Linked DNA regions of Homo sapiens: region 1 is linked to region 2. Evidence: read pairs that join two places in POLR2A ChIA-PET (ENCODE). Cell type or tissue: PC-3. All regions are shown on one strand. Links, peaks and the distances in the headings refer to the core of each region. The heading gives the core; the rest is flanking DNA. Region 1 overlaps RALBP1 (ralA binding protein 1). Region 2 overlaps TWSG1 (twisted gastrulation BMP signaling modulator 1).

The links. Peaks named below come from ENCODE experiments on the same cell type or tissue, not always from the same donor. Only the 100,000 strongest peaks of a DNase experiment are listed, where the experiment ranks them.
Region 1: POLR2A ChIA-PET joins it to region 2 with 13 read pairs; 3 of 35 experiments call an interaction of 5 or more read pairs at or near these places.

Annotation. Positions count from the first base shown.
Region 1 is chr18:9,537,074-9,542,454 of GRCh38, forward strand. RALBP1 (ralA binding protein 1) reads left to right here. Exons shown (of 10, transcript NM_006788.4): 10 at 1-1,041. Among named protein-coding and RNA genes, the nearest start is that of RALBP1, 64 kb to the left of the region's middle. In PC-3, for the core only: no CTCF peak of the experiment used is centred there; a DNase peak (open chromatin) is centred at 2,398; H3K4me3 peaks cover 345 bases; H3K27ac peaks cover 2,457 bases.
Region 2 is chr18:9,348,731-9,354,111 of GRCh38, forward strand. All of the region lies in intron 2 of TWSG1 (twisted gastrulation BMP signaling modulator 1), which reads left to right. Among named protein-coding and RNA genes, the nearest start is that of TWSG1, 17 kb to the left of the region's middle. RefSeq lists an enhancer at 142-311. In PC-3, for the core only: no CTCF peak of the experiment used is centred there; no DNase peak of the experiment used is centred there; H3K4me3 peaks cover 27 bases; H3K27ac peaks cover 499 bases.

The DNA of each region.
Region 1 (5,381 bases), core at 233-5,232, 190 kb after region 2:
AGAGTGAACAGCACCGCGAGACAGGCCAGGCTCGTGGCTCGGAAGACAAACCCCACACACACTCAAGGGGTCGAAAACAAACCCCACACGAGGGCTCTCACCTCCTTCTCCTAGGTAGTATTTATTTTCAGCACCTGTTTGATGCAGTTTTTAATCCTCTACCTATTGCACTGTTGTGACTCGTTGGCCATTATTTGATTTTTGTACGAAAAAAAGCTTTGTTATAGAAATCAGCATACTATTTTTTTAAATCTGGAGAGAAGATATTCTGGTGACTGAAAGTATGGTCGGGTGTCAGATATAAATGTGCAAATGCCTTCTTGCTGTCCTGTCGGTCTCAGTACGTTCACTTTATAGCTGCTGGCAATATCGAAGGTTCCTTTTTTGTTTGTGTAAACTCTAATTTCTATCAAGGTGTCATGGATTTTTAAAATTAGTATTTCATTACAAATGTCTCAGCATTGGTTAACTAATTTTTGCCAGGACCATTATTGATCAAGCAAATAAATTCAACAGCCATTTGGGAAAAAGAAAAGCTTCTAGTTTTTTTGTACACATTCTTTCTGTGAGGAGATTGAGTACTCTGCAGCTGGCGAGGAGTTGGTTGAGGCACTTCTTCAAGGCCAAGGGGGAACACAGTGTTTTGTTTCCAGCTCACTTTGTACCCCTCACCTCTGCAGACACGGGGAGAACCCCGGACCCCTGGCATGCATGCTGGCGGCGGCATGCCTCCCTTCCACAAGCCCATGCTGCTGCAGAGGGAGCCTGTGTTTGCAAAACCCAGTGGACTGGGCTGGGTCTGCTGTCTGAGCAGCTCCTGGCTCCGGTGGGAACTGCACACAAGTCCACTGGCCTGGCTTGGCCCCAGGCATTGCAATTGACAGACATTTGCATTTCATACGGTAAATGAGGACTCAGCACAGCCAACCATAATCAGCATGTCTGGGATAGACTGGTCTAGAATAAAAATGAAGTTTCCATTGCTTTGTTTGCTTTAAAAATTCCACAATTAAAATATCTGTCATTGAAAGCTTAGACAAACAGCTGACTTCTCTGTTTTGTGTAGTTAAATCTATAATGTTAAATTTATATAGCTAAATTCTCCTTGATGGAAAGTCTCAAACGCCCTGATGGGGTACATTTAGCATTGGGGATCTGGAGATACTGAGGTGTGAGACCTGAGGTCACCTCCCAAGATGGGCTCTAGTGCTGTGTGATCTTTTTTTTTTTTCACTGCAGCTGTTTCTGTGAAGAGCACATTGCTTGTTATGTATTAGGATATCTTAAGAACAAACACACCTTCTGCGTCCAGCCAGGCTGAGCAAGATGCAGCCTGGGCTTTCTGGAGCTCTCGATGGGGACCCGTGCCCAATTCCATGTGTTCAGCCTCAGCCCTGGCCCATGGTTCTCATGAGGGATAGAAGGAAAAGCCGGAGTCAATTAGCAGGCAGAGGCTTCAGCATAAGATCCCACAGCTTTTAGGGAAGGTGGGCAGTGCCCCCTGGAATGTTCTAGACTAGATCCCAGGAGACCCAGGAGACGTGATAGCAAGCCTGGGCAGAGGAGGGGGCAGAAAGCCCTTAAATGCCACATGTAGGGGCTCTTTTGCAGAGCAGGAAGAGTACTGCTGCCCGTCACATGCCGGGTCCTCCGAACCTGCAAAGTGATGGATGCTCATTCTCTGCATTCTGGTGACTTTGCTGTTACTAGACAAGCATGATTCAACAGGTGTTCAGTTCAGCCCCAGCAGATCTCGGACATCCGACCTCTGCTCCCACCGCCTAGCTCAAGTGTCAAGTGCTGTGACCGGACATCGTGCTGAGCTGTTCCCGGGTCTCGTGCTAGAAACTGGCTTCTAGACAAACAGTGCGGGTACTGGAAGGAACGTGGACTTTAGGCAGGAAAGGCTTTTTTTATTTGTTTGTTTTTGGAGACAGAGTCTCACTCTGTTGCCCAGGTTGGAGTGCAGTGGTGTGATCTCAGCTCACTGCAACCTCTGCCTCCCAGTTCAAGCAATTCTCCTGCCTCAGCCTCCCAAGTAGCTGGGACTACAGGTGCACACCACTACCATGCCTGGCTAATTTTTTGTATTTTAGTAGAGACGGGGTTTTACCGTATTGCTCAGGCTGGTCTTGAACTCCTGAGCTCAGGCAATCCACCCACCTCGGCCTCCCAAAGTGCTGGGATTATAGGCTTGAGCCACCGCACCCAGTGTAGGCAGGAAAGTCTGGGTTTTCTTCATAACCTTCAAAAGCAGTCTTGTTGAACTTCAGTTTTTTCATTGGCAAAATGGTGGAGATAATCTTGATTTCCAAAGGCTGCTTAGATAAATAATGGCTAGTAAGTACCTGGCATAGGGCTTTTGGCGTCATACTCCAATTCATTTTCCCTACAGGACATGATCCGTGACTTAGTCATCATGTTATTAACATTAAACTTTATAGTGCAGAGATGAGTCGGGGAAGAAAGAACGTAGCATTCTTTAAGATGCAGGTTTCATTTCTCAGCCTCAAGGCTCAGCTACAGAATAAGCTGTGGCCCGACTGCCTGCCTACCATTTTACAGACGGGAGACTGAGGCTCAGAGCAGTGACATGGCCTGCATGGGTCACTATTGCCCCCACTGTCGCGCACATCCCTGAGACTGAGGGAATGAAGCGTTTGTGGGGGTACCCTGGGCTCAGAGGTTCCTGCGGGATCAAAATTGCTGCATCTGGGAGGGAAAGCAGGCGTGATCTGTGTCTGATATGGAGGTGCCAGCGGGGCCCCTGCCTGTGGGGCCAGAGCCTGGGTACCAGAAGGCGATGCTGAACGCTGCAGCTACAATTAGAGCAAGAAGCTCCCCTTTGGAAGGGCAGCTCTAGCCTTCTGAAAAGGGTCACACCAGCAGTTCTTGAGTTTCTCATGTGGGGATAAAAACCCTCATATCATCTCACTACTGTTAAGACTGTTCCAATGACAGAGAGCAGTCGGAGAGAAGGAATGGGAAGTTCTCTCGAATGAGGAGGGTTGAGTTCTGCCTCACGCATACTGCACCACAGGCTGGCGAGGCCAGGAAGGAACTCCCTGAAGAGGGAGCCATGGTGGAGAGCTCGGCAGGCTCACACCTGCCCACTTAGGCTGACCTTGCTGTAGGGAGGCCATGGAAGGTACAGGACTCTCCCTTACATCAGAATTTCAGATCAACGATGGATGTTTTCTTAGTGTAACTGTAAGTATGTCCCACGCAACTGCAGTTGAATTGAGTGTCCTGTATTTTGACTCGTGAACTCTGTCCACGCTGTGAAAGGTGACTGTGATCTTGAGTGCTGCACAGATAAGGAGTCCTTGTTATTTGAGGGAAACAGAACACCCAAAGCAGGTGAATGTCGGGCAGAATCCAAGAAACTGAAGGGATCGAGTAGGTCCAGCTGGGGAGGGGAAGGAAGGACTCAGCATTGACAAGGTTTGGCTCTTTGCCTCAAATTAAAATTGTGGGGAGATTCACCAATCAAGCGTACAGCCTCCTACTGATCCCTGCAGGCCACCTACCACTCGCAAAGGGACACGGCTTGCTAGTAAAAGACTGAGCCAAGCGGATGGGTCTGGGGCAGCTGTGCCCTGTCCATGACTGACCCTGGCTGCCCCCAGGGTGGCAGTGATGCCGCAGCAGCCACTACAGCCACAAGCTGTGACCCCCACAAGCCGTGACCACCACAAGCCATGACGACCACTAGTGGTCATGTGGGCTTTGACATGTAGAGTTTGGAAGTGCTGATTTGCAGCCAAGGAAGTAAAATATAAATATTAAATGTTTAAAATCTCTGATCATTGTGGGTTAAGATATCAAAATTATGCAAAGAGTTTAACGTGGCAAAGATAAAATCCTACACCAACAGACTGCATTATGGCTTCAGTCTCAGGAAGGCCAGGTCTCTTGGCCCCACCCCAGACCTATGGAATCTGAATCTGCATTTGAACCAAGTCCCCAGGTGACTTAGCCACATGTTAACTTTTGGAAAACAGGCACCAGGCCGGGTGCGGTGGCTCATGCCTGTAATCCCAGCACTTATGGGAGGCTGAGGCGGGTGGATCACGAGGTCCAGAGATCGAGACCAACCTGGCCAACATGGTGAAACCCTGTCTCTACTGAAAATACAAAAATTAATTAGCCAGGCGCGGCACCGTGCACCTCTAATCCTAGCTACTCAGGAGGCTGAGGCAGGAGAATTGATTGAACCCGGGAGGCAGAGGTTGCAGTGAGCCGAGATTGTGCCTCTGCACTCCCACCTGGGCAACAGAGTGAGACTCCATCTCAAAAAAAAAAAAAAAAAAGGAAACTTTCTAAATGTCCAACAACATTTCACTAGATACTTAAAAGCTACAACAGAAAAACCAGGAAAATCTCAGTAAATGACCATCCAGGAAGGTGGGCCAGCAGTCTTACAGTGTCCACCCCTGTTATCCCTTGGCCTTTTGCCCAGCCAGTGGGACAAGCCCCTATTCTAGCCTGAGCTTGCTAGGGCTCCCCTTTCCTTGTGGATGCCCTCCTGGCTCCCTCTCCCTCCCCTCAGCATCTGCCTGTGGGATGTTCCCTGCGGAACTTCCTCTTGTCCACGCTGAATTCCTCACGGTGCTGGAGGACCAGCTTGCGCTCTCCTGTCCACGGCCGGGCATCTCCTGGGGATTGGGAACAGCAGGACAATGTGGGCCCGCACCCAAACGCGGCTCAGGAGCCTCTGGCGAGGTGGTGGCTCTTCCCATGGAACTACTGAAAATACTACTCAGTAGCTGTCTTGTATCCAACTAGCAACAATTATTGGTAATATTAACACTAAAAAGCAGATGGGGTGAAATAATCATGGTAAAATTACTAAAAACTGCAAGTAATCTTGTCAACTCTAAATCAGCAAAATTTGCCCTAAAAGAAAGACATGGTAGAAATTAAACTCATAGCCATGCTGCAAAACATCACATGGACTGAAAGTGGATTATTGATCATTTGTCAAGTTTTCTAGGAAAAGAATTAAAGAACTATTTTTTTGAGACGGAGTCTCGCTCTGTCCCCCAGGCTGGAGTGCAGTGGCGCGATCTCGATCTCAGCTCACTGCAAGCTCCGCCTCCCAGGTTCACGCCATTCTCCTGCCACAGCCTCCCGCGTAGCTGGGACTACAGGTGACTGCCACCACGCCCGGCTAATTGTTTTTGTATTTTTTAGTAGAGACGGGGTTTCACCGTGTTAGCCAGGATGATCTCAATCTCCTGACCTCGTGATCCGCCCGCCTCGGCCTCACAAAGTGCTGGGATTACAGGCGTGAGCCACTGCGCCCGGCCAGAAAAAGAATTCTTAACGAAAATAATTTCTATAAGATAAAACTAAAACTGTTGGCCGGCTGTGGTGTC
Region 2 (5,381 bases), core at 209-5,208:
ACAAAGATGCAATGCTATAAAAGTTTATAAAAAGATATTAGTTCCCTTGTAGAGAGAATTTAGGTTTCTTTTTGTTAAATTGGTTTAGTTTGAACATTTGTAATGTTGAACTGATGTACTATGAGGATAAATTAGAACATTTGTTTATATTGCATCCTCTACACTTATAACTAAGTATGAAAAATTTTCCCTGGAAGCTCTTATGTAAATATTTTTTACCAGCATGGTTGCAAAGCAGTACAGTCATTCCTGCCACTCCTACAAGTTGCTGTGCCTAAAGGTGGTCCCTATATAAATATTTATTTTGTGCTTCTAACAGGAAAGAAATCTAACTTTAAACATCAAGAAAGTAAAATTCATCTTGGGTGTACTTCCTTGCTCATATAATGAGGGGTTTAGTTATCCTGTTTCAGGAAAAAAAAAATTTGGTAATATGGGATTTTCCTTTAAGAAGATCTTTACTACTTTCCCCTGCTGCTTTTGTGAAAATAATTTTTAAAATTTGGATCAATATTATGCTATACCCCAGAAATCTCAAGTCCCATTTTGTATTAAGAGTGGAAAAACTCCTATATTAACTTGTGAGTACTTTGGCTAATATTTATGATAGTTTTTAGGATGACATAAACATTGTATTTCATGAAAATATTCAAAATTGGGTTCAGAGATAATGCATCATTTTAGTACTTTGTTGTCTGAACATTTATTTAGCTCTTTTATGTGCTAAATTGACAGTCTGCTTTTTTATTCTAAAAATTGATTTAGTTATTAAATAAATCTTAAGTTTTCTGAAATAAGTTGGAATTTTAAAATAGTTTACTTCTCATTAATAATTCTAGCTTTTAAAAGTATATTTTGTCTTAAGTTAAAAATAAATAGTTCAGGTAAGTTTAGGGCTTCCTTAATTACAGTAAACTAAAGAATTAACTTTTTCTTCTTTTTTTCTTAATCAGTGCAAATTAGATTCAACTTTAGTCTCTTGCTATAGTTATCTTGATTTGTTAGTACACTAGTAATATTTTGGTTTACAATGTAAAATGTTTTCTCTTTTCTCTCGTGAACATTATTTTCCTAAATTGTTTCTTTCCTCTTCATCCCATTTTCCTGCTCTTAAAAGTTGTGGTGCCATGGCTGGGTGCAGTGGCTCACGCCTGTAATCCCAGCACTTTGGGAGGCTGAGGCGGGCAGGTCACAAGGTCAGGAGTTTGAGAACAGCCTGACCAACATGGTGAAACCCCGTCTCTATTAAAAATACAAAAATTAGCCGAGCATGGTGGCGTGCACCTGTAATCCCAGCTACTCAGGAGGCTGAGGCAGGAGAATCGCTTGAACCCAGGAGGTGGAGGTTGCAGTGAGCCGAGATCGTGCCACTGCACTCCAGCCTGGGCAACAGAGCGAGACTCCATCTCAAAAAAAAAAAAAGTTGTGGCGCTAACCTATTTTTGTCCTGTTTTGCTTCAGTTAACACCCCATGAAAATCTCTGAAATTAATGTTCAAATGTAATGAGTTAGGCCTGATATAATTTAAAGAAAGAATACATCGTTTCCCTCCAAATGTTTAATGCAGTTATAGTAGCTGCTAATATATAAATGGAGATTAAAATTTATTTTCACTAGTTGTTTCACCTGTTGCATTGTTAAAACAAAATGAGGATTTCACTGGGACACACGGACATTTTCAAACATACATAAAGTAGGAAAAATTGTAAAATAACCCCCCCATTTACCCATTACTCAGCCTCAACAGTGATCAACATGTGGTCAGTCTCATCTGTACCTACTCCCAACTCACTCCAGCTGGATTCTTTTAAAGAAATTCACTGGGGGACTTGTACAGTAAGTAGGATTAGCATCTAAATGTTTGTTACTAGGTTTATGTGAGAAAGAGGCACTGTTTGATATATTTTGGTAATTCATATATATACATGAACTTGTATGCTGACTTATTTAGCCAAAAATAAGTACTCTTTTCAATACTGATTCATTCAAGTGTATGTTATTTTCAGGACAAAAGTTTACCAATCAGTTAGAATTTGTAAAGAACAACATGCTAATGAGGTTGGGTTGATATTTCTCTCCTGGGTTTGAAGATTCATGTGATGCCCTCCTTAAAGAGTATTATGGCAAAACAGATTTGTTATAACCCAATCTAATTATAATTGTTTATTCTTTTGAATAGGGGCTAATTGAATATTTTATTTATTTATTTATTTATTTTAAAATACTCATTTGACCTAAGTAAAAGTAGTGTCAGCATAGGTATAATATAATGCTTCATTGATTACTTATGCTTACACAATATGCAAGTAAATACTTAATTAGATTTATTCCTACATTTCTGTTTTTTAGCTCAAGACATTATAAATACTTAGTTTCCTTAATTTAAGAACCTCAGTTTGTGTTTTTAAATATCTTTTGTAATTGTTCAAACATTAATTAAACTGGATCTTAAGAAGTCATAATATCCAAATAAATTAAATGTTTATTTGCTATTATAAAAATATATTTTCTACCCCCAAATTCAGAAAATACAGAGAAGTAGAAAAAAAGAGTAAAACGTTCTTAGTCCTATTATCCAAACACATACTACTCTTACTATTTTGATATAGCTCCTTCTGGTTTTTATTCTCTGTTTAGATTATTTTTAACAATTTTATGGTATATACAACTTTTGTGTTTTACATTTTCACTAGCATTATTTTATGTTTCTTTGAAAAAAATTATGTTTGGTTAGAAAATTTCAGTTTTAGGTTAAAAGTAAATTAAAGCAATATATTTTCAGAGTTAGAACTGTCTTCTGCATTGCTTTAATACCAACTTAATGCTTTATATTTTTCAGTTTAGGTTTATTTCTTTAAAATTTATGAAGAAACCCCAGTGTACCATGCTGGGTTTTTTTTTTTTTTTTTGTCTTTTTGTTTTTTTGTTTTTTGAGACAGAGTCTCGCTTTGTCACCCAGGCTGGAGTACAGTGGCTCCATCTCAGCTCACTGCAACCTCTGCTTCCTGGGTTCAAGTGATTCTCCTGCCTCAGCCTCCTGAGTAGCTGGGATTACAGGCACGCATCACCACCCCCAGCTAATTTTGTATTTTTTTAGTAGAGATGGGGTTTCGCTGTATTGGCCAGGCTGGTCTCAAACTCCTGAGCCCAAGCAATGCATCCACCTTGGCCTCCCAGAATCCTGGGATTACAGGCATGAGCCACTGCTCCCAGCCTGTTCACTGTTTTTAGATGTACAGTTTTATGATTTTTGACAAACATGTACTCATGTAACTACTACTACAATCAAGATAGAGAATATTTTTCATCACCCTAAAGCATTCCCTTGTGCCCCCTTTGTAGCTGGACCTAGCTTTTTCCCTAGCCTCAGCCCCTGGCAACCACTGATTTGATTTTTTTTCTCTATAGTTTTGCCTTTTCCAGAATGTTATATAAAAGGAATCATACAGTATATAGCCTTTTGTTCTGTCTAGCTTCTTTCATTCAGTATAATGCTTTGAGATTCATCCATATTATTGTGTGTGTTGGGTAGTTCTTTCCTTTTTATTGATGAGTAGGATTCCTTTGTGTGGATGTACTACAATTTGTTTATCCATTCACTGATTGTTGGACCTTGCGTGGTTTCCAGTTTTCAGTAATTATGAATGATGTTGATACTTTCCCATATGGGTCTTTTTATGGACCTATGTTTTAATTTTTCTTGAGTAAATACCTAGGAATGGGATTGCTGGGTCACCGGAGCATTTTGATATTCGTTATCTCATTGGGATGCCCAAGTTTGTAAGGGAAAATCCAGGAACACCATTCCTTTTTTATGACTGGGAAACCGAGACTCAGGGTTGCAAACAGCTTATGGGCTTAAAACCAGATCTTGTAAGTCCAAGTCATTTGCTATCTTTACTAGAATATAATGTTGTTTTCAATGACGTTTCCTTGTTTTATTATAGCAACAGGGTTAACAAATCTCTCAGATCTTTGCAACAAGAATGGAAATATTTATCAGTAACTGAGAGTCAATATTAATAAGATTCTTCCTCAAGTTGTTAGTTTCCATTTCTGGCCTAGAAATTTGGGAGTTCATACAATAAATGTTAACTCTTAAAGTCTAATCTTAATCTTGGATAAATATACTCCCCCTCAATTTATTTTGCATAAATAATTAATATCTGACCAGAGCATCAGTTGTATAGTCATGGCACTGTGTAACAACATTTTGGTCAATGGCAGACAACATATATGATGGTGGTCACATAAGATTATAATACTGTATTTTTATTGTACCTTTTCTATGTTTAGATATGTGTAGACATGCAAATATTTACCATTGTGTTATAATTGCTTACAGTATTCAGAACAGTAACATGCTGTACAGGTTTGTAGCCTAGGAACAATAGGCCATACCATATAGCCTAGGGTTATAGCAGGCTCTACCATGTAGGTTTGTATAAGTATATACTGATATTCATATAACAACAGAATTGCCTAAGGATGCATTTTTCAGAATGTATCCCTATCCTTAAGCGATAAAGCGTGACTGTATATGGAATAAGATTCTTCTCTAAAGATGATCGAATCTGTCTTCTGGCATCTAAAAATTTGAAATTCTCTGTCATATTGAAGGTTTTCCTTAATATAAATGTAGTAAAATACATTTTGAATGATTAGATTTTTCCCTCAAACTTTTCATCCTGCCAGACTTTCATTTCATATAAGCTTTGAAAACAGTTTGCCAAATTCTCTCTAAATACTCATACTGGTCAATAGAGAGTAGCTCAAATGTATAAATTTCAGTTTACCATTTAGTGTAAAGTTTTAATTTTTTTCCATCATAAAATTATTGAACAACGTGTCTACCAAACTTTAAGAACATCTAGCATAGTTATTTACACATAGAAGATGTCTTATTCCATATTACCTTGCCTCTAACATGCAAGAGCAGTGGTGGTAGAAAAAGCCTTGAGTCAGAAGACCTTGTTTCAAAGCCGCAGTTGTGTGAACTCACAGAAATCATGAAACCACTCATTCTCAGCCTTCTCTTCTCCACATGAGGAACAACCACACTTTCTCTGTGACTTGCAGACTAGGGAAGCAGAAGATATAGTCATTAACCAGCTGAAGCGACAACAAAAAAAATTAAGTATTGCATTCCAAGTCACTGGTTTTGCAACTCTTAGCCAATGAGTCCAATTTTACCTTTACAAACAATGATTAAACTTGGGCAATAGCATTTCTAGTTGTATTCAGGTACTGAGAGTGAAAGATATAATAATGCCTTTGATTAAACAATCTAAAGAATTATCTAAGTTTAATTATAGGCTTATTCTTTCTAAGAGAGTAATAACTGTAATTATTAAAATGTTAATTTAATGAAAAATAACTTT